Linked DNA regions of Mus musculus: regions 2 and 3 are each linked to region 1. A link is a loop called in an ENCODE intact Hi-C map of the cell type or tissue named here. Cell type or tissue: left cerebral cortex. All regions are shown on one strand. Region 1 holds the start of Gm6410 (a long non-coding RNA gene). Region 2 has its middle 64 kb from the start of Ccl25. Region 3 overlaps 4932443L11Rik (a long non-coding RNA gene).

Region 1 (8,000 bases):
GGAATAAATCTTTAATAATAATAAAAGTAAAATAAAAATGCAAAACCCTTGCCCAAAAAAGGGAGAATTCTTGTCTTCCCTTCCTAAGAAGGTAGGTGAAATTTATTTGAGATAGCAATAGGCTCTATGGCTATTTGAAGAAGATAGTATGTTACCTAGATGCTTTATTAGCAACTAACCTAAAGTGCAGATCATAGTATTCCCTTTAGTCTGAGAGGACAGTCATGCAAAATACATGTAAATGAGCAAGTTTGCATATCCTATCTTCCAGCTACAGTGCTGATCACATTGTTATAGACTGCTGAAAATGTGCTTCAAATACTCACTCACCCAGAAACAATTTTTCTTTTAAAATTAAAGACTGTGAAAACTTTTTAAAAAAGACTTATTTATTATTATATCTAAGTACACTGTAGCTGTCCTCAGATGCACCAGAAGAGGGCATCAGATCTCATTATGGATGGTTGTGAGCCACCATGTGGCCGCTGGGATTTGAACTCAGGACCTTAGAAAGAACAGTCAGTGTTCTCAACCACTGAGCCATCTCTCAAGGCCGTGAAAACTTTTTTAATCTAATTTTTATTTTAAATATTTTATTTTTAAAATGTATTTATATATGTATATTATGTAACCATTAAATTAAATTATTTACAAAGTTCTTACAAATTTTTTCTAATAAAATAAGCATCACACATGAACATTTGACTAAAGGAAATTTACTGTACATATTATAGCACCTTTCTTAGAGTTAGTCTTTCATCATCATCTCAATGCTCTCTTCCACTTGTGTTCTACTTAAGGTGTCCTGGACACAAGGTAACACTAGAAAATAGACTTCTCTAGGAATGCTGCACATTATTCGATAAGTTCAACAGAAAAAAAAAAAAAACCATACTTTAACAAAGAGGAAACAAAACAGTGACAATGAATCATTCAGTACGGTGGAAGAAAAATAGAAATAGAGATCCTGGTGAAAACAAGAGATTGCGATTCTCACACCTACTACCCACCAACAGTCCCTTCTACCACATGCACAATCTGTGAACTCCCCTATGCCTACGTCTTAACATGTCACTGATACATGGTTGTTGGCCTATGTCTTATGTTGAAATTCTGCATCAGTTATGAGGAACAGATTTCTTTAAAATAGCATCCTCATGAGGAACAGAAACGACCAGGCCCCACACCACTCCCACCATCAATAATGGGCCTGTTCTCCACTGGCAGCCACCACTGCCCTTCCTCCTTTCTGCCTGTGCCTGCGTGACATCAGAAGAATCAAATGCCTAAGTCTTTTCTCAGAAGATGAGATTTAAAGGATGTGGCTGAAAGAATGAGAGAAAAGGTTCACTAGGCAAGCATCTACGTAAGGATACTAACCCTTAGGGAGGTGCTCGACTCACTGGCCAATCAGAGCCTTTCGGCAGACCTGCCAGTCAGAAGGGAAGACTGGTCCGTCTCCGTCCCCCCCACCCCCACCCCCGGTGCCTTGGCGCTGGTTTCGATTAGTAGCAGACTTGAATGGTCCCAGGTGCTCTGCTCTGTGTCCTGTGGCTGGATGCTGTGGAGGGTTCTCAGGCAAGCTCCTAAATTGCGACATGGTGAGCACAGGGTCACTGCCAACAATGGGGAGAAGGGTCTGAGCATTGCGAGCTGCTGTGTTGGGCCTTTCCCGGGACTGAGTGGGAATCGGCGGCCACATGTGAGGTCCCCTGAGGTCCTAGCCACTTGCTGGACCCAGCCTTAACTTATGAATAACTTCACTGTGGGAGCTGCAACTGTGCAGAGCATTTGGCTTGTGTGTAGAAAATTCTTGGCATGATCCCAAACTCGGAGAGTCCTAGTTTCTACAAGTTCTGATCTTAGCATTTCACATGAAGGTGGACAATCCATTTGGAGTTAATTTTGTGGAGGTTGTAAAAGGCATGTCATGTGCTGGGTAGCAATCCAATGTCAAGCTGTGATTTAAAAGAGTAGAACTTATGTTGTAATGGATTTACGAAAGCTTAGGGGATAGAAAGGCACAGCAAGTAGAATTTAGCTGAGGGTGCACTGCCTGTAAAACATCCCACAAATAAGTAATGTGCTAACCAGTGCAGTTTGAGTTTAGGATGCTAGCATACACATGCTTGTTCAACAGGATTGCCCAGAAATATGGCTCCAAACCATAACAAAGGAATCAAACTTAATTTACAACCAGCCACTAGGCCCACCTCCTTATCAAAGAGCAGGCCTCTATCCATCTGCTCAATGGGGCATTATAGAATCACAATCAACAAGGCCTGGTGTGCCATAAAGGTTCAGTTTTCTTCTTGAGAAAGGCATAGTTCTGCCACATGGGTAAGATGACAACCATGCCAAAAAGGGAAAAAAGAAAAGGAAAGAAATCTCTGTTGTATTGCATACTGGCCTGGTCAAGCTACACTTTCCCTGAGGTCCCCATGTCTGGAGCATGACCTAGCTCCTTCTGAAACCCAGGAACACGCTTGGCGAAGCCAGTCACAGCCTCGGGCTTACTCAGCTGGCTCCTTGGATGCTTACCTAGAGGTCTGGGTGTAGAGATAAAACAGAGCTCGTTTCCTAAAACCAGGAATGTGCTTGGGAGTGCTGGTAATGGTGTGGGGCCAGGGCCTTTGGAGGGGGAGGGGTTGAATCAGATTCTGAGAGCACAACTCTTCCTACCATATGGGGCTGTGGTTATCAGTCCCAAGGCCACGAGAGGCTCGGCCAGAAATGTTTTTCATTTACACTGAGTTCCTCTTGTGCAGCACAGTTTGATTAGACTTCTCCTGAGTGTGCCACATTGTATGATGCTTCTGCTGACTTCGTAGTTTCTTCATCTTTCTCCTGACTTCAGAGATGTCTCCCATCTAATTCCTTTTTCCTCATGTAAATCTTAAACAAGATGGTATTCTTAAGAAGCTTCCTTAGCACAAAAGCATATGCTTATCGTACAAAAACATGATAGGTGGCTGATGTGTCTGTACCTACTAACAGGTCAGAAAGGGTTTCACAGAGAAATTTTTATCTCGAACAACAAAATCCAAAATAATAAAATTAAAAATATAAACCCACCATGCTTGCAAAGTAGCTTAACATTGAACAGCAGATGTGTCTGCTGTATGTTATGTGATTTAGGGACAGAGACCAAATGTTGAATGTATGGGTGGCATGAGAATTCGCGTGGTAGCGGAACCGCAGCCTGGACTTCCGGTCCTCTAGCCCGCCGGCGCAGCAGTGCATGCGCAGATTCCCCGTCCTCGAATATTCCTCCGTTCCGCGGTTTCTCCGCCTCGACACGCCCCCCCTGCCGTTCAATGACCGGGGATTGGAAACCCGTGCCGTCAGTCACTGGCCAGCGGGCGGGGCTTCCTACCATCTCATGTCAGTGCAGTTGCTGTCATGGCCTTGCCTCAGCTCCTTTATTCACGGGAATCCCCCTGCCTCACTCTCACACCCGCTGTCATCCCCCGCCCCGTGCCTCAGCTGCAGACAGTGATTCCGTTTCCCGCTCCCGCTTCGCTCCTCAGCCGCCGCCGCAGAGGGGCTCCCGCCGCCCACTGGAAGCCTCTCCGTGCCGTCAGTCACGGTGCCATTCGGTACGACCGGAAACAGCGAGCAGGACGGGGCACGCATGAGGCGAAGCTTCCTGACTGGACTGCATCTCCCATCAACCCCTGCGGCCGCAGCAGACCGATCGGACTTCCTGTCCGGGCCGGAGGCACATCCTGTCTGGCGCAGAAAGTTATGGTTCAATAATTCTAGTGCATGCTGGGAGTTGTAGTTACTTCCCTCCTCGCGCGGGATCTCCTGTTTGCCACAGGAAGTGAGGTGGCGGTAGCCCCTAGGCATGCTAGGAGTCGTAATTCTGTCCCAGTCCCGGGTTTGGGTCCTCTGAGCCCCGCGAGGTTTTTCTCTGATTGGCGAGCACAGCTCAGTGGGCGGAGACGGTGATTGACAGGCGGAGGGGGCGGCTACATCACTGCGTTTGTTTATATATTGAGAAAAGAAAAATAAAGCGCAAGCCCCTGCCTCAGTCAAGGCCAAGCGGGCGGGGCTTCCTGCTGCGTACCGGAAGTCTCTCTCCTGTTGTCTCAGGTCCGTGCAGTCACGGTCATCCCCCTGCCTCAGTTCCTTCCTTACTCACAGGAATCCCCCTGCCTCACTCTTACACCTGCTGTAAATTCCGCCTCAGCTGAAGACAGACAGTGAATTCGGTTCCTGAGCCCGCTTCCGCGTTCTGACTCCTGTGACGTCAGAGCCGGCATCATCGAGGTGTGCGCGCACTGCCACGCCCACTGACGTAGACTTTGACGCCGAGGCCGGGGTTTCCCCGTCCCAACGGTAACTGCCGCGACCCATGCGCCCCGGTCGCTCGGTGACCCCAATGTCAGTCAGACGCCTCCGTTCCCACAGCCGCCGTGACGTGGTAGGTCACAGCCGCTGCCGACACGTCTTTATGTCACACCCACTACACCTAGATCACGCCCACACGGCTTTAATGCTGTTCCCACTACACTCAAGCCACACCCATTACACTCAGGCCAAGCCTACACAGCTTCATGCCCTGCCCAATACTCTCAGGCCACTACTACAGGACTTTAGGCCCCGCCCACAACACTCAGGCTATGCCCACAGGGCTTTATGCCTCTTCCACACATCCTTAGGCAACTCACACACATCTTTAGGACACTCACATCTTTTGGACACTTCCACTATACTCAGGCCCCTCCCACACAACGTTAGGCCCTCCCAGTACACTCAGCCCCCTCCCACACATCTTTAGGCCCTCCCACTACACTCAGGCCCCTACCACACTTTTTTAGGCCACTCCTACACATCTTTAGGACCCTCTCACTACACTCAGGCCCCTCCCACACGTCTTTATGACACTCCCACACATCTTTAGGACCCGCCCACTATACTCAGGCCCCTCCCACACATTTTAGGACACTCCCACACATCTTTAGGACCTTCCCACTACATTCAGGCCCCTCCCACACATCCTTAGGATCCTCCCACTACACTCAGGCTCCTCTCACACATCTTTAGGACACTTACATAGTCAGAACACGCCCCCAAATTTACATATACATTTACATAGACAGTTAGAACACGCCCCCAAATTTACAGAGACAGAACACACCTCAAATTAGGCCCGCCCAGACACTTTTAGGCCACTCCATAACATCTTTGGGCCCGCCCAGACATCTTTAGGCCACTCCCACACATCTTTAGGCCTGCCCACACATTGGTAGGCCCGCCCACATAGACATTTACATAGACACTGAGAACATGCCCACAAATTTACAGAGATATTTATGTAGACATTTACATAGTTACTCAGAACACAACCACAAATACACATAGACATTTACATAGACAGCGAGGACACATCCACAAATTTACATAGACATTTACATAGTCACTGAGAAGGACTGGCTGACTTCTGAATCTTTTTTTTGTTTCTTCATGTTAGGTTTGAGGAGGACACCCTACCCACGTGGCTATCCTCAGTTGCGAGTCACTGTGGGAATTATCCCAGTTGTCTTTTGGTCTTTTCATATATGTAAATGTATTTATAAATGCACATACAAATGATATGTAATTGTATATGCAATGTGCACGCAAGTGTACATGTAAATGCATATGTGAATAAGCAAATATGCAAATGATATTCATGCCCATGCTTTCAAATGCCACGCCCACCCTCATTTAGGCCATGCCCATGCAGCTTCAGAACATGCCCACCCTCCTTTAGGCCAAGCACACTACTCTGAGACCACGCCCATCCTCCTTCAGGGCACACCCACTACTCTCAGACCATGCCCATACTCCTTTAGGACACTTCCACTACAGAAAACACCCACAGATCTTCAGTCTACTCCCACTATTCAACAACAATGCCCTCAATTGGTCAGGACACACCCATACTTCCTAATGCCACACCAATCCTATCCAGACCACGCCCACCCATAATTCTTTAGGCCAGTTTCACCACACTCAGGCCACACCCTCTGCACCCAGCCATGCCCATTCCTTCTAATGCCATGCCCACCAGAATTAGGCACCGCCCACACATCTAAATCTCATTTGAATATTTGCAAATTTATTCATATGTGCATTTACATACACATATCAGTTGCATATACAATTACATATCATTTACATATACATTTATACATACATTTACATATATATAAAAAGGCCAAAAGGAAAAGAAAAAGAAGGAAAAAAAAGAAAAAGAATAAAAATAAGAAAAGAAGGGACAACTGGGATTGGAATTCAACTGTCCTCTGTCACGGGATCTGCGTACAGTGCCCTCCTCACACCTAAAATAAATTTAAAAAAAAAAAAAAAGAAGGAAGGAAGGATGGAAGCAGGGAAGGAAGGAAGGAAGCCAGTCAGTGCAGAAGAGTTTGGGCTTCCTTCCTCCCTCCCTCCCTCCCTCCCTCCCTCCCAGCAGGGATAGAAACCACAGCAAACCAGCTAGAGAGAGAGAGTGAGTGAGTGAGTGACCAGAGCAAGAGAGAGCTGGGAAAAAATAATTTTTAAAAAAGGCCCTCCCTTAACCCTAACCCTAAGCCCTAAACCCTAAACCCAACCCTATTCCCTAACCCCTAACCCTAACCACTAACCCTGACCTAACCTTAGCCCTAACCCTAACCCTAACCCCAACCCTAACCCCTATCCTATCTCTTCATGAGGCATTTGGGAGAAAGAGAACAAAAGAGAGAGCAAGAGAATAGCGCGCGCGTCTGTGTGTGTGTGTGTGTGTGTGTGAGAGAGAGAGAGAGAGAGAGAGAGAGAGAGAGAGAGAGCGAGGGGGGGCAGGGGGAGGGAGGGAGGGGAGGAGAGGGAGAGAGAGAAAGGAGAGACAGAGACAGATAGAAAGAGAACCATTGACATAGCAGTGGTCTTTTAAAAAGATGTCTTACTCTTGCGCGCGTTCGACTGGCCAGGAAGAACGACCGCTGCAACAGGATCCTTCTGCACACGTTTATTGGGAGAGCTTGATTGTAGAGGCGAAAAGACTTCGAGCCCAGAACTGGTGCTGCTTTTATAGGCCTAGGAGGGGCGTGTCTCACACCCGGATTGGTTATGCACTAAGCCTCATTTGCATGTTCCTCATCTGATTGGCTACTCTCTCTCAGTACCTTATAGAACCTCATTATCATACCTCATTTGCATGTCTCACATCTGATTGGTTATACTCTCAGTACCTTACAGAACCTCATTATCATACCTGGGCCAGGCAGTGTCTTTGCAAAAAACTTTACTGCATATGTACACATTGCTTGTTTGTCCAATCTTATGCGTGGTGGCCAGCAGTAGTCAGTGCCACTCAGCAACGGCACATGTGGCTTCCCACATCTCCCCCTGTTTGTTTTAATAAAATGAGGCTGGACTAGGCCTGTGCAATTATGCCCATCCGCCGTGGCTCCTGTTTTAGGTCGTTCCTCTAATATCACAGCCTTACCTGTCATAGGGTAACCCTATCGCCACCGGGCCCCATGTCTTAGGTTGGACTGTGCACGAGGAAAGTTGCCCGTCTCTGGATACCGCAGTGCTGTGTGACAATAACTGCTAAATGACCTAGGGCGAACTCTGCAAAAGAGGCCAGCCAAAAAATGAATTAGTGGTGAAATCATGATCACCCTATTGATGAGCAAGGGCTGATCAATGATCGTTGAGTCTCTCTCATCCCATCTCATGCTGACTAATTCTTGAGCATAGATAACCAAATTTCAGGGGAGGAGCCATTTTCAATAGCTAAAAGTGCCTGAGTTATAATCACCTTGTCATGTTTTTGTTGGGTTCTGAATTTGCATACCAACCAGAGCATGAACACCAGTCCACAGCATATGGCAGCACCAAACAAAATCACTCCCACCCATTCCTTAAAGTAAGAAAAAGCAGAGGTAAACCAAGAGGTAAAGTCTCCGAGGGTCACTGGTTCCACTCTGGTCCCATTAAGGTTCAGGATCTGTATCTGCAGT
Region 2 (8,000 bases), 260 kb before region 1:
CAGGACTTCCCTATGGCCCAACAGCCTCCAAGGGATGTTGTGGGGTAAACTCCCGGCATCCTGAGGAGTCCTGTGGCAGAGCGGACGCAGGACCCACAACCCTTCACCTGCTCATTCTGTATGGTGCTATTTGTATGTATATGCTTCAAGGGCTGACCATTTGGGATCCTATAAACAGTTGGTGGGCTTCTGCTACCAGAATGTGTGGCCTCGATTTAGCATGGGTCTTCCCAACTGAAGCTATTCAGTTAAGAAAATCCCTCGAAGGCGTGCCCAGATGTTTGGGGTTTGACTCCAGATGTAGTCAAGTTGATAACCAAGATTGGCCTATGGACCTGAGAATGACCTTGAACTTCTGATCTTCCTGCTTCATCCCCTCAAGGGTTGGAATTACAGATGTCTACCACCATACCACCTTTATTTATTTATTTATTTATTTATTTATTATATGTAAGTACACTGTAGCTGTCTTCAGACACACCAGAAGAGGGCGTCAGATGTCATTACGGATGGTTGTAAGCCACCATGTGGTTGCTGGGATTTGAACTCAGGACCTTCGGAAGAGCAGTCGGGTGCTCGTACCTGCTGAGCCATCTCACCAGCCCCATACCACCTTTTGACATCAAATGTTTTCACATTCTCCCTGTTCTCATAGTGATGTTGTTACTGGTTGAGGTCATGATGTCATACCACTGAGATCCCCCTTTCACACCCTCCCATGTCATTCTCATTAAGCCCAGCCCATCGCTTACACTTCTATAGATCCCATCCTTTGATTTCTGTGCATCCCCAGAGGCTCCTTTGAGGGACAGGATTTAAAGCTGCAAGCCTAGAGTGAAGGGATTTTTTTTTTTTTCTTCGAGACAGGGTTTCTCTGTACAGCCCTGGCTGTCCTGGAACTCACTTTGTAGACCAGGCTGGCCTCAAACTCAGAACTCCACCTGCCTCTGCCTCCCAAGCGCTGGGAGTGAGCCAGAGCTAAGGATCTGGAAAGAGTAGGTAGGGTGTTCTCAAAAGCCTAAGGCTGAGGCTGGAGACTGGGTGTTCTGACTGACTGTTTAAGCTGAACTGGAGACAGTTTGCAGAGACACTTGCAGCCCTGGCTTAGATCGCTAGATTGTGGCAACAATGGATCCCCACAAAACTGGAATTCCCTTGGGTCTCTTATGTTTGGAGGAGAGAAGAGCCTAAAACCAGGGCGAGAGGAGAGGCTTTCAACTGGAAAGACATTTATGATTTCTAAACCTCTTACAGAAGAGACACTGACTGGTCAGTGGTGGACAGGACCACACCTCGATGGGAGACTGCTTAGGCATGAATAGCTGTGGCCTCTACTTAAACTGTAACCTCTTGAGAATCCCAGAGATGGACTTTGGGAGCAAGGGGATCATTGTATCCCTTCGTCTGTCTTCCCAATGTGGTCAACATTGAATAAATCTACCCTCTCCCACTTTCCTTTTAATTTGGCCATTTTAATTGGCTTATCTAGGAACTGACAATCTTAGGGTCCAAGCTGTGACTCCAATAAGTCCAATAATAGTGACATGGTGGGTGGGGGAGGGTGGATACTTACAGTCAAGTTTATAGAGTGTGCCGGGCCTGCTGGGGTGGGTGGCTAGGGACAGGGCTTTCTTTGTCTGCACCCGGGGAACAGCCGGTGGAAGGGAAACTGGAGCACATGGCTGGATAAGTTTGGCTTGATGCCTGGGAATGAGTGTGAATGAGGACCTGGGGAAGGCTATGAGGAGGAGATAAGGCAGGGAATGCAGCTGACCCCCATGAAATCCTGTTCACCTATGGAAATACACCTATGGAAGTACACCCCACCTCCCTTTTGTGTGTACATTTTAACTCTCACAATATGTTCCTGAGGCTTTGCTGACATTTATTACCCAGATGATGAAACTGAGGCTCTAAGATATCCTTGACATCACCCATATTCCACAACCAGGGTGAGGACTGAGATTGGAAGTGAGGACACACACCAGAACTCTTTCTTCTTCTGGTTTTAGACGTGTCCTCCTGATATTCCAGTGTCCGGAGCTTGGGCAAATGGCTCAGTCTGTGTCTTAATTACTGTTCTATTTTTTTTGGTGTGTGTGTCTATGATAAAACGCTATGACAAAAACAACATTCAAGCAGGCTAGATGTCCATAAAAGTGGGGAAGGCACGGCAGCAGAAAGTTGAAATATCACATCTCCACAGCACACAGGGAACAGGAAATAAGACCTTGAAGTGGGTCAAGGCTAAGTGTCAAAGCTTGATTTCAGTGCCTTAATCCCTGCATGATCTTAATCCTCAATGAGACTCTATGTCCTAGAGATTGCATAAACTCCCAAACAGAGCCAACCGCAGGGGACAAAGGGTTCAAACACATGAGCCTATGGAGGCACTTCTCATGCCAAAAACCATGCTCCTTTCTTGTTGCAGACTTAGAAACACCCTGAGAGAACAGATTCAGTGAGGAAGGATTCATTTTGGCCTACTGTTCCAGAAAGGTACAGTCCATTGTCATGGGGAAATGGACAGCAAAAGCTTCCTTACCAGTGGCTAGCCTACTGAAGGAAATATCTCTACTTTCCTAGCAACCATGAACTGTCTGTTTATAGATTTTTAGGGAGGGGCAGAGACTTGTGAACGCTCCCTGATTTACATGGTAGGAGGTTAATGGGCCCAATCTTGTGTGGATAGTCTTAGATGCTAAGGGTTAAAGAGTACAACCAAACAGGAGGTTGTAGCACACTCCTTTAACCCATGCACTCAGGAGGAAGAGGTAGGCAGATCTCTAACTTTGAGGCTAGCCTGGACTGCAGAGTGAGTTCAGGACAGCTAGGGCTACACACAGAAAACTTGTCTCAAAAAGCAAAAAAAAAACAAAAACAAAAACAAAACAAAACAAAAAGATTTTAAAAGAAACACAACTGATGCGTCACACCCAGATGACAAGCAAGGCTACCTCAACATTCTACCCACCTCTATTGGGTTTTACACATTCCAAGCCCTCTGTGAGAACGTGAAGAAGGGCTCTGGAATGGATATTTCCCAGGCTGTGTTAAAACACTGGGGAGCGGCTCAGGACTTTATGTTGGGTGTGACCACAGGGTTGTTTTCTGCAGACTAGGAAGGACCAACAGGCTGGGTGTGAGTTAGCTTTCCTGGAAGACAGAAGACCTTGCACCTACGTAAGTGATGTCATATGTGCCTGCTCAGCCTCTCTTCCTGTGGTCATTCGTGCTCACTGAGAATCTGCTTGTCAGCGTCCTACCCTGCCCCAAATCTGGAGTTTACTAGTTAGGTAAACATATATGCAACATCTACCATGTGTGCCAAGTGTTTCACATTCATTGTTGCAAGTCCCTATATGTAAAGTGCACAGCTCAAGGTCAGTTGTAAAAAACTAAGGCCCAAGTACAGAATCGATTAAATGCAAACTGAAAAACTCAGAAGTCCCAGCATGACAAAATGACTCTCAGACAACCTCAGTACTCAGTAGCACGCACTGAGTCAGACTGAGTGAATGAATGAATCTGAGCAAGTCTGATACGGATGGGAGAAATGAGTGACAGTGGCTGGAGGAGAATGGAATGGGACAGACAGAGATGGGCCAGGAAAGCTGGGAGTGTGGTCATATTCTGAAGTCAGGAGGATCAGATCAAAGTTGGAAGACACAGGTGGCAAGGTGTCAAGTACTGCAATTCAGAGAGTCTGTCAATAGAGGGCACTCCAAGTCTTGGCCTAGATTATGTGCCTCACTGCCCCCCAACTTAAATTTACATGTATTTATTCATATGTGTGTGTGTGTTTGTGTGTGACTGTGTGTGTGTGTGCGCGCTCTTGCATGCGCACGTGCGCATGCATGCACACCCACATATCATCATGTACTCATATGGAGGTCAGAGGGCAACTTGTAGGGATTGGTTCTGTTGTTTACCATGTTTGTTGTTTGTTCCTGGTGATTGAACACAGGTTCTCTGCGTTGGCAGCTGGTTTACCTGCTAAGCTATTTCACTGGCTCTTGCCTCTCTCTCCCTCTCTCCTTCTCTCTCTCTTCCTTTCCCCTTTAAACAATCTTTTATTTATTCTCTGGCAATTTCACACACACATATAATGCATCTGTCTAAAGTCCTCAGACACACTCCAACATGCCCCTTCCTCACACTCTCCACCTCCTTTTTTTTTCTCCTTTCTTTTAGAAATAATCCACTGAGTATAATTAGCTGCCTGTGGGAATGTCGGCTGATCTTGGCTTGAGCCTGTACAGGTCTTGTGCAAGTAACCATACGCGTTTGCATTCCTTCTAGGCTCTGCCCCATAGTTACCTGGCAACAGCTAAGTATGCCTGACTCACTATAAAAGGGGCTGTTTGCCGCCTCCTCCTCCTCCTCACTCTCTTACTCTCTCTGTCCCTTCTCTTCCCATAACTCCCCCCCCCCATGGCTGGCTGGCCTCTCTCTCTCTCTCTCTCTCTCTCTCTCTCTCTCTCTCTCTCTCTCCCCTCCTCTCTTCCTCCCCCTCTTTCTCCCTCTTTCTCTCCCACTTCTCTCTGCCTTTCTCTGTCTCTACTCCCTCCCCTCCCCTCCCCATGCCCTAAATAAGCTCTTTTCCATACTATAGTTCAAGTGACTGGTCCCTCAGGGGAAAGGGATGCCTCAGTATGGGCCCACAAAGACACCCCTTTCCACCTTACTGTACATATTCCTGGTTTTTTCTTCCTTTTCTTTTTTATAAAACATAACAATACCTGTGGTGAGTTCATGAGTGCAATGACCACACCACATCCAGAAGACAGCATTTCACAGTGGCCCTCCACATCCTCCAGTTCTTCCATTGTTTCTGATACCACTTCTGCAATGTTCCCTGAGTCTCAGTGAGATTGATATAGATGTCTCATTCAGGGTTAAGCATTCAAAAGTCATTTATTCTCAACCTTGATCAGTCAGGGGTCTCTGCATTACCTGGTGCCTGCTGCAGAAAGAGGCTAAGAGCAGGACTAATATATATGCATACACAGAAACATTTAGAAGGCAATTTGACAACACACCCATTTTGTAAAAGAGCAGCAGCAGGCCCCCTCCTAGGGCTTATGACCTCTGAAGTTCTGGGATTTTGACCAGCTCTGAAGTCCTAGGCATGGACTTCCTATTGTGGAGCAGCAATAGGGAAATACAGAGGAGCAAATCCTTGGGTCTTGCCAACCAGCCAGCCTAGAAAACTCAAGGAGCTCCAGGTCAATGAGAGATCTTTCCAAAAACATAGCATGAACAATTGAGAAAGACACCTAACGCATGTTTCTGGTCCCTCCTTCCCCAGTATTCACACACAGGTGCACACACATATGAATACACAAATCAACTGGAAATGAAAATGATGATATTTGTATACATTGGGATAAGAAACCAAAATATCATTTTAGGCTGTGTGAGATCTCTTGGCAGGTAAATACACTTACATATAGCCTGATGACCTGCCTGAGACTCACATAGTGGAAGGGAGAACTGATTCCTTCAAGTTGTCTTCTGACCTTCACACAGATGCTATAGTGTGAGCATACCACCCAAATATACGTTTAAAAAGTTTAAGTTGTCAGCTTGTCCGTCCGTCCGTCCGTCCTTCCTTCCTTCCTTCCTTCCTTCCTAACGTGGTATCTAGGAGCTGGAGAGATGCTCTGGCGTTAAGAGCAGCGGCTGCTTTTGCCCTAGTTCTGAGTTTGGTTCTAAGCACCCACTTTAAGGAGCTCATGATAACCTGTGATTCTATCTCTTTTTTCTGGCCTACTTGCATCTGTGTGTGCATGAGTCTTTCCACACAAATCGAAAATGACAAAAATAAATCCCAAAGGATGTCTAAAGCATGCTTATGAGGGACTGGAAAGTTGGCCTGGTGCTTGAGAGCACTCCTGCTTTTGCAGAGAACTAGGGTTCAACTTCCAGCACTCACAAGGCAGCTCATAATTATCTGTTTTATATATATATATATATATATATATATATATATATATATATATATATATAAAATACACACACACACACACACACATATATGTATATAAATCTATGCGGGCTAAAGAGATGGTTCAGTAGTTATCTTAGTATCTTAGTTTGGGTTTTATCGCTATGAAGAGACATCATGACCAAAGCAAATTTTATGAAGGACAACATTTAACTGGGGCTGGCTTACAATTTCAGATGTTTAGTCCATTATCATCATGGTGGGAACCATGGCAGCATGCAGGCAGACATGGTGCTCAAAGAGCCGAGAGATCTACATCTTGATCCAAATTCTTGATCCAAATGTATCCAGGAAGAGACTGTCTTCTACAGGCAGCCAGGAGGAGGGTCACATTCTACAGAACTTGAGCATAGCAGCCTCAAAGCCTGCTACAAAGTGACATACTTCATCTAACAAGGCTCTACCCACCTCCTCTAATAGGGCTATACATTCTAATAGTGCCATTTTCCATGGGCCAAACATATTCAAACCACCACAGTGGTTAAGTGCCATTGTTGTTCTTACAAAGGTCCTGAGTTTGACTTCTAACACACGGTGGCTCACAAACCATCTGTAACTACAATCCAACACTTTCTTCTGGTGTGTGTACATGTGGAACACAGATATACATGCAGGCAAAATACACATACACATACAAATAAACCAGTAAACCTTTCCTGGGTTCTGGTGGCACATGCCTTTAATTGCAGCACTTGAGAGGCAGATGCAGGCAGATCTCTGAGTTCAAGGCCAGCCTGATGCACAGAATGAGTTCTAGGACAGCCAGGGCAACACAGAGAAACTTTGTCTCAAAAATACAAACAAACAAAAAGTTATTTTAAAAATGTGCCTGGAGAGATAGTTCAGCTCTTAAGAGCACTGGTTGCTCTTCCAGAGGTATTGAGTCAATTCCCAGCAGCCATGAGATGGTGGCTCAGAATCAGTTCTAATGGAATCCAATGCCCTCTTATGGTTTGCAGGCTCTATATGCAGATAAAGCACTCATTTACATAAAATAAATAAAGATATAAATCTTTAAAAAACCTTTTTTTGACTCTTTGTGAATTTCACATCATGAGCCCCAATTCTACAAATCTTCTCTTCCCTTCATATCTTCCCTCTGCCCTTGCAATCTCCTCCTGCAAAAGAAAATAAGATAGAAAAAAATCTTGTGAAAGCTGTAGTATGTCACATTGTGTCCCACAGTATACCCTTTTGTCTACACATCTTTTCTTGCAAATGTTTGTCGCAATGAGTCATTGGTCTGTTTTGAGGCCTCTGTTTTCTGCTACACTATCTATACTATCTATACTATCTACACTATCTATACTATATCCTTACTGTGACTCCTCGCAAATATATTGTTGTTGCTCTGTGTCATGGAGACCAAAAAGTTTAGGATCTGCAGGACTGACTCTTTCAAGAGCTCCAGCAGATCATAGATAAGATAGATGTTGGGGTGGGCTAACTTAACGCCCTGGATCTGGGTCTGGGAGATAGCTGAGTTGGTCAGCCCACCAGTTCTCTTGTACCTACACTGCCAGGGCGAGCTCTCCAGCACTGTCCCAGCTAGATCACCCAATTCTGCATCCAGTCAGGGGAGGGTCAGCTCTACCACTCTCATGACCTCTGTGCCAGCTCACTAGCCTGCCAGAGGTGGTGAGGAGTGGGCAGTAGAGGGACATCTCTCCCTTACCAAAGCCACCCCATGGTAGATGAGGGGCAGGGCCAACTACGCCCCTCCAACTCCCCTCAGCTCTAATGTGCTGCCCAGGGGAGGTGCAGGGCCTTTTTTTATTACTGTAGCCAGTGAGGGGCAGGATTGGCTTTCCTGCTCTCCTCAGGTTGAACTCTCCTGACTGCCGCAGGCATGGAGGGTTGCAGGGGGCAGGGCTTGTAAATCTTTAAAAATAAATCTATAATAATAATAATAATAACCCCAAAACCAAAACCAAATGTGTAGAAAGGGCCATGATTGCATAGAGGAGCCAGATGTCTTTTTTCTATTGAC
Region 3 (8,000 bases), 520 kb before region 1:
CTTAGGGAGAGAGGTAGGGGAGATCCAATCTACACCAAGTGGCAAGCTCCCTAGGGGGTTAAGGAGTTAGTAGGCTGTAGGAGGACTGGAGAGACAGGGATGAAAGGCTAGGAGGACCCTGGATCTGTATGAAGGAGTGGAGTCTCCTGTGGATAGAGTTGGGATGGGAGTGGTGGCAATTGTAAGCAGGGCTGGGCATGAAACAGGAGAGCTCATAAATGGAGGACAGGAAGGAAAGTGATAATCCTCTCCCTGAGTTCCAGCCCTGTGTGGAGGGACCCTGTAGAGTGTTTCTTTGTGGCTGACACAAAGCAATGGCGATGAGATAGAAGGAAAGGCTGAGAGGGTCCACAGGAGAGAGCGAAGATAGGTTTGCTGGATTCTATCTCAACATTGCAAGGCTTCATATGACAAACCTATGGCCAAATTATACTAGATGGGGGGAAATTGGAAACATAGTCCCTAAAACCAGGAGCAGCTTTCCACTCTTTTAACTCTTACTCAAAACAGTGCTTTAAATCTCAGCCAAAACAATAGGAGAAGAAAAGAAAAGGTACATAAATAGGAAAGAAAGAACTCAAGAAATTCTTATTACATACTCCTAAAGGACTTCATAAGAAAACTCTTTTTTTTTTTAAGAATATTTATTTTATGTACATGAGTACACTGTAGCTGCCTTCAGATGCAACAGAAGAGGGCATCAGACACCATTCCAGATGGTTGTGAGCCACCATGTGGTTGCTGGGATTTGAACTCAGGACCTCTGGAAGAGCAGTCAGTGCTCTTAACAGCAGAGCCATCTCTCCAGCCCAAGAAAACTCTTAGAATGATCATGCTCTTCAATGTGACAGAATACAAACTTAACATACAAAAGTCAGTTACCTTTCTTTATTGCCTATAAAAACCATGCTTAGAAATAAATCAGGAAAATAAACCCAATCACAATTGCCTCAAAAAATGAAGCCAAAAAACTTGGAATAAATCTAACCAAGGAAACGAAATGCCTCTATAATGAACTCTAAAACAGGGAAGAAAGAAACTGAAGCAGGCACAAGGACCTTTTCAGCTCATGGCTCTGTAGAACTACTCCTGTGAAAACAGCTGTAGCAAAGCAATCTAGATTGCTCTACCCAAGCAATCTATAGATTCAGTGTTCGTCTCATTAAAACATCAAAGGCATTCTTCGTGAAAATATTTTAAATAGTGCTAATATGAATATGAAAGCAAAACAGAGAGCAGATACCCAGGCATTTCTGAAAGAAAGGAATAATGCTAGAGTTATCACCATTCCTGATTTCAAGCAGTTAGTTATAATAGCAAAATCACGGTACTGGCACCAACATAAGACACATAGATCAATGGAATAGAAAAGAGGACTCGGCGGGCAGTATGTAAAGGCCCTTGCTGTCAAGCCTAATGACCCAAGTTTGATCTCTGGGACCTACTTGGTGGTCCTATCCAGAGATCAGGAGAGAATCAATTTCTACAAGATGTTCTGTGGCCTCCACACATGTTTTAGTGCCTGCCCATACACATAAACACAAAATAAATCTAATAAAACAATTTTAAGAGGGCCTAAATTTAAACGTACACAGCTACAGGTACCTGATTTTTTATTTACCAAGATACCAAAATCATGTATTGAAGAAGAGACATTTTCAACAAATAATAGTTGGAAAACGAGATGGCTTCACATAGAAAACTGAGAAGTGAACCCTATCTCTCTTCCTTTCTGTACAAAAATCAACATTACATGGTCGACAGAATTTTTAAATAATTATTCTATTTATTTTGTGAGTGTAAGTGTTCTGCCTGTGGGTATGAATGTGCACCACATGCTTGTCTGGTGGCCACAGAGGTCAGAAGAAGGCACTGGATCCCCTGAAACTGGAGTTATAGTCATGAGCACCATGTGGATGCTGGGAACTGAACCTGGGTCCTCTGCAGGTGTCCTCAGCTTCTGAACTATCTCTCCATCCTCAATACATGAAATATTTTAACGTAAGATCATAAACTCTGAATTATTCAAGGGAAAAGTAAGCAACACACTTCCAGATATGGGCACAGTAAGAACTTTATGATCAGAACTCCAGTTGCTCAGGAAAATATTTGACAAATAAGACATCATGCAATTGAAGAGCTCTTAAACAGAAAAATAAAAGTGAAGACATAGTTATTTAGTAGGAGAAACCCTTTAATCACTGTCCATCTAACAAAGGATTAAGATCTAGAACATATAAAGAACTCAAAAAACTAGAGCCAGGCAGTAGCGCCATACATCTTTAATATCAGCACTCAGGAGGTTGAGGCAGGTGGATCTTTTGAGTTTGAGGACAGCCTAGTCTACACAGAGAAACCCTTCCTCAAAAAAGAAACAAAGAAGAACAACTAAATGAACAAAACAAAACCTCTAGATAACAAGAAATTTAACAGCTCAATCAAGAAACATGGGCTTTTGGTGGTATATGCCTTTAACCCTAGTACTTGGAAGGCAGCTCTCCATTCGTTTCAGGTCAGCCAGAGCTAGATGGTGAGGCCCTGTCTGAAAAGAAGCAGAGGAAGTGCTGACACAGCAGTCATCATCTCACAGCAGGTCCAAGTCTGACTTGCCAATAGTCAGTCACCGATGGGAGAGGACCCTCAGAGGGTCCTGCCTATCCCTGTTGACCTTTGTGCTGTTCACGGTTTCTGAGAGAACTGGTTCAGTTATACACTCATGGGAAGCTCATTAAGACTACCCTGGATAAACTCTACAGTCACACACACACACACACACACACACACACACACACACAGAGTGAACATGGGAAATGTATCTGTAGGGGTGGGGGATGGAGGTGACAAGGAGTTTAAACAGAGTGGGGGTGAGAATAATCAGAATGTGTTGTGTACATACATGAGATTGTCAAATGGCAAATTTAGTTACTTTTAAGTGAGCTAGTAAAATGAGCAGATAAATCTCAAAAACAGAAATACAATGTTTAATTTTTTAAAATGAGGAGTGGAGATATGGTTCAGTAAGTAAGAACAATTCCTGTTCTCGTAGAGGACAAGTTTGATTCCCAGAACCTACACTGTGGCTCACAACTGTCTAACTCTAGTTCCAGGGGATCTCACTCCCTCTTCTTGCCTCTATGAGCACTGCATGCACATGGGCACATGCACACATAAAATTAAAATAAATAACTGAGTGGTGGTGGCACACACCCTTAATCCCAGCAAATCAGGAAGCAGAATCAAACAGATCTCCAAATTTGAGCCCAGCCTGGTCTACAGAGTGAGTTCCAGGCCAGTCAGGGCTAGATATAGAGGTAGAGGTAGAGGTAGATAAAATTATGTATGGAATATATTAGTCAGGGGTCTTTACAGAAACAGAACTGATAGAATGAATATATAGTAAAAGGGCTCTGGAGCTAGAGAAATGTCTCAATAGTTAAGAGTGCTTGCTATTCTTACTGAGGACTCAAGTTTGTTTCCTAGCTCACAACCACCTATACCTCTAGCTCCAGGGGATCTGATGTACTCTTGAGCCTCTATGGGCACTAGACATGCACTTGCCTACAGTTACATAAACATATACACATGAGTAAAAAGTAAAAATATAATTCAACGAGAAGGTCTTTTAGGTTAGCTTACATGAGATAGTCTGGGTAGCTCAATAATAACTATATTACACTGAAAAGAGTCACTATGCCAGGCTGTGTGCTTCATCCATCTCTGTGTGCTGAAGGCAGGAGGATTCCTGTAGAGCCTCTGTCTTCTGTACATGTTGGAAGCCCAAAACTGGGTCTTAACATCAGTAAAATATTTTAAGAGGCAAAAACAGGATAAACGAACTTACCAACAAAAGTAAAGCAAGAAGGGCAAGAAGAAGCAAAAACTTTCTCCTTCTGGAACCTCTCTCTAGGCTGCAACCAAACTCCCCCCCCACACACACACACACACACACACATTTACTGTGGATCTTCCCACTTAAAACAATCTGATCAATAAAAATCCTCAGAAAAATTCTATTGGCTTACCTTTAGTTGATTCCAGATCCAGTCATAGTGACCACCAAGACCAACTAGCATAGTCTATACAACATGAAAATAGAAGAAAACCTGCTTAGGCTGCAAAGGGGACTGACTGGAAGAGTACTGAGTGTGCAAGGTGAGGGGGTAGGGTATGAGCACTTCATAGAGTTTTGAGCAAATGCCAGCATGGAAAATGTCCTTGTAAAACCTAAAACAGAATATACACCAGAAACAAACAAACAAACTACAAAATACTAAGAGCAGCTGGTTAGGGTTGCTCACATCTAGAGGCTTTGGCAAGCAGATCTCTTTTGAATTTGAGGCCAGCCATGTCTAGATAGAGAATTCCAGCCCAGGCAGGGCTACACCGTAAGATCCTGTAAGGTTGGGCTGGAGAGATGGTTCAGCGGTTAAGAGCACTGACTGCTCTTCCAAAGACCCTGAGTTCAAATCCCAGCAACCACATGGTGGCTTGCAACCATCCATAATGAGATCTGACACCATCTGAAGACAGCTGCAGTATACTTAGATATAATATAATAATAATAATAATAAAAGATCCTGTGAGGTGGAAACTTGAGGGTTCTTTGGAAAATAAGTTGGATGATGTTTTGCTGGGGCAAACATGTGAAGGAATGTTTAGCTGAAGTGGGTACAGTGAAAGACTAAGGCAGACTCATGAAGGAACGTTTCACTGAAGCAGACACAGGAGAGAGGATGTTCTGTTAAAGCAAGCTCGTGAAAGGACATGCGATGATGGATTCTTTGCTAATGATATGCATGTATTGGTACACCTTACATTGAGGAGTTCAGTTCCATAGAAAGAAACACCAAAAACTTCTGGTGGTGTGCTACAGTCTCTTGCCGCTCCCGCAGACTTGGGCTGATTGGCAGAGTGATGTCAGCTGAGGCAAGACATATGTTGAGACAAGACCCGTGGAGGACATATGCTGTTTGGAGAGTACAAATAGGACTCTCTGGATAAGTGACAGAGGCTAAACTAGGCTTGCTTGTAGAATTTGCTGTGCAACACTTGTGGGTCTCTTCACTGATCTTTGCTTCCCTGAGAGAGGCATAGCCAAGAACTTCTCCTGGCATCCCTCTGGTCCCAAGGCTGAGGCCTGGCTGACTCTGCTAGGTCATGTCAGCGCTGTTGCTAACTAGACTCTACTGAACTGGACTGCTGATGGTGGGTGGTGGGCTAAAAAAGGAGGTTAAAGCATTTAAGAACCATCATTAAAAATAGACGTTAAAAAATTTTTAAAATTAAAGTCACAAAAAAAATTTTTTTTAACTAAAAAAAAAATTTTTAGTAGGGTTCATCACAATGCCTTAGTGAGTAAAAGTGCTTACTACTAAGTCTGGGGTACTGAGTTCAATCCTACAATCCACATGCTAGAAACAGAAAACTACTAAAAGGTGTCCTACAACCTAAACACACACACACACAGAGCACACAGAGACATTCTGCTTTTCCAGAAGACCCAAATTTATTTCCCAACACCCACAGGTCAGCTCATCTGTACACCCAGTCCAAAGAATCCAGTGCTTTCTTGTGGCCGCTCTGGGTACCAGGTACACACAAGGTGCACAGATATACATGCAGACAAAACACCCATACACATGAAATAAAAATAAAAACCAAACAACAAAGAGCGTGGGGATCTTAGCGAGTGAATCGTACGTAGATGGTACAGGGCCTGAGAGTATAGAAATAACCCCCTTGTCACACAGCCGTTTCCACCCTCCAGGAAAGAGGAAGGAGGTTTTCAAGACTCAGGAAGTAAGAGAACAAGTCTGGGAAAGGTGAAATGGAACAAGTTTCACCAGGGTCCCTCCTCCAAGGTCACGATAACACCTGCTGCTGCAGACGGAGAATAGGGCTCTGACCCACTTACAGCACTGCCTACAAGTCCTGCAGAGAGCTCTCAGGTGGCAGCTTCCTGGAGTCCTCAGCCATACTGGGGTGTTGTTCTGGTAACACAGCTGCCTCTGAGTCGTCCTGGCTCCTGTAAGTAACCCCAAGAAAACCTCAATGGTTCACCAAGCTGACTTGAGTCAAATTGTTACTTTGGTCTGTTGTGGATTCCCTATTTGGGGTGAGTCAAGTCAGGAAAGGCCTCAGTGTGGATGCAATGATCTGCTAAGAGAAAACAGTGTTCCTGATACAAGTGACTATGTACATGGAGAGTACCATGACACATGCCTAAAGCCCTGCTGTTTGGAAGGTTGAACCCAAAGGATCCCCTGAGCCCTGGAGTTTCAGGCCAGCCTGAGGAACAGACACCACCACCCCATCTCAAAACAATAAAAATTAACTAGGCTGGGGGTGTGGTTTAGTTGGTATAGTGCTTGCCTAGCATGCATGAAGCTGTGAGTTCAAGCCCAGCACCATATAAAACCTAACTGGTGGCACTGCCTGTATTTAAAGCTCTTAAGAGGTGGACACGGGAGAGTCAGAAGATCAAAGGTATCCTTGGCTACTGAGTGTATGACCACCCTGAGCTAAATGAGGTCTTGTCCCAAAAGGGGGGAAAAAACTTTTTTGTGGCACTGGGGATGAAGGCTTTGGTCTCATATATGCTTAGCAAGTTTTCAACTATTGAGCTACATCCTCAGATTTCCCAAAATTTCTTTTTAGCAATTAAAGAGGTGGCTCGGTGATTAAGAGTACTTGCTGTATTCCACAGAACCTGTTTGCTTCACAGCCTTCAGGTAGGGTAGCTCACAGCAGCTTGTCCAACTGCAGAGGGGCCAATTACTTCTTCTGGCCTCTTCAGGTGACATGAAGACAAACTGAACTAATTTAAAAAAATTTTTTTAAAATAAAAGCTGGATTGCGGTGGTGCATTCGTTTAATCACATCACTTGGGAGGCAGAGTCAGGCAGATCCCTGTGAGTTCAATCCCAGCCTGGTATATAGAACAAGCTTCAGGACAGCCTGGGCTACATAGTAAGACCCTGTCTCAAAAAAAAAAAAAAAAGATAGATAGATAGATAGATAGAAACATATAGATAAGAAATTTTTAATTTTTTTTTCAAAATAATTTCACTGTACTAAGAGGCCAAAAGAGGCATAAGAGGATATCCTAGAACTGGAGTTACAGGTAGTTGTCAGCCACCAGATGTGGGTGCTGGGAAGTGAACTCAGGTCCTCTGTAAGAGCAATTATCAATCTTAACTCCCGACTGAACTGTTCAGGTGCCTATCCTCCTCTTTTGAGCCATGCTTCCATGTAACCTAGGCTGGCCTCAGAGTCACTGTGGAGCTGAGAACGGCCTCGAACTTGTCTTCCTGCCTTCACCTCCCTGAGCTGGGGACTACAGGTGTTTACTACTATATCTTTTTTTACCAACGTGCTAGGATCAAACCTGGGGCTTCGTGCATGTTAGTTAGGTAGGCACTCTACCAACTGAGCTGCATCCTCCGCAGGAGGTTGATTTCAACTTGATGCTGTTAAATAGCACAGCACACAAACGGGCTGTAGAAGAACTTTTCTTTCCTTTTCTTTTCTTTTCTTCTCTTTTTTTTTTTTAGATGAGGGAAAGGAATACAGAAATGTGGATGGAATGAGGTTTTCAATCACCTGAGTATTTAGTAATAGTCTAGTTTTTCTTAACAGTTTCAAAATTTTAATGGGGCAATATAGATAAAAGAGGGAGAGTGTATGAGATCAACACTATAATACACATCCATGCACTCTGGAAACTAAGGTAGGAAAATTCTGAGTTTGACACCAGTCAAATGCGCTGCGAGTTGGAAGCCAGCTTGAGCTGTGGTGAGACCCTATCTCATAAATTTTAAGCCGGGCGTGGTGGCGCTTGCCTTTAATCCCAGCACTCAGGAGGCAGAGGCAGGCAGATTTCTGAGTTCCAGGACAGCCTGGTCTACAGAGTGAGTTCCAGGACAGCCAGGGCTATACAGAGAAACCCTGTCTCAAAAAACAAAACAAAACAAAACAAAAACAAAAACAAAATTAAAAAT

What was found. A loop is a pair of places that touch in the nucleus more often than their neighbours do. Peaks named below come from ENCODE experiments on the same cell type or tissue, not always from the same donor. Only the 100,000 strongest peaks of a DNase experiment are listed, where the experiment ranks them.
Region 2: a loop joins it to region 1, with 3 times the contacts of the local background. A loop is called at or near these places in 2 of 42 quality-filtered maps.
Region 3: it touches region 1 in a loop (2.7-fold over the local background); 11 of 42 quality-filtered maps call a loop at or near these places.

Annotation. Positions count from the first base shown.
Region 1 is chr8:4,674,138-4,682,137 of GRCm38, forward strand. It overlaps Gm6410 (a long non-coding RNA gene), which reads left to right and starts at 703. Exons shown (of 2, transcript XR_378684.4): 1 at 703-4,429. In left cerebral cortex, a CTCF peak has its summit at 3,628; DNase peaks (open chromatin) are centred at 2,663, 3,328, 3,738, 4,247 and 2 more places; H3K4me3 peaks cover 2,033 bases; H3K27ac peaks cover 1,930 bases.
Region 2 is chr8:4,409,675-4,417,674 of GRCm38, forward strand. No RefSeq gene overlaps it. Among named protein-coding and RNA genes, the nearest start is that of Ccl25, 64 kb to the left of the region's middle. In left cerebral cortex, CTCF peaks have their summits at 483 (motif pointing right) and 3,719 (motif pointing right); DNase peaks (open chromatin) are centred at 1,675, 3,711 and 4,301.
Region 3 is chr8:4,157,035-4,165,034 of GRCm38, forward strand. 4932443L11Rik (a long non-coding RNA gene) reads right to left here. Exons shown (of 5, transcript XR_003947498.1): 5 at 5,339-6,025. Among named protein-coding and RNA genes, the nearest start is that of Evi5l, 5.5 kb to the right of the region's middle. In left cerebral cortex, no CTCF peak of the experiment used is centred here; DNase peaks (open chromatin) are centred at 4,990 and 7,325.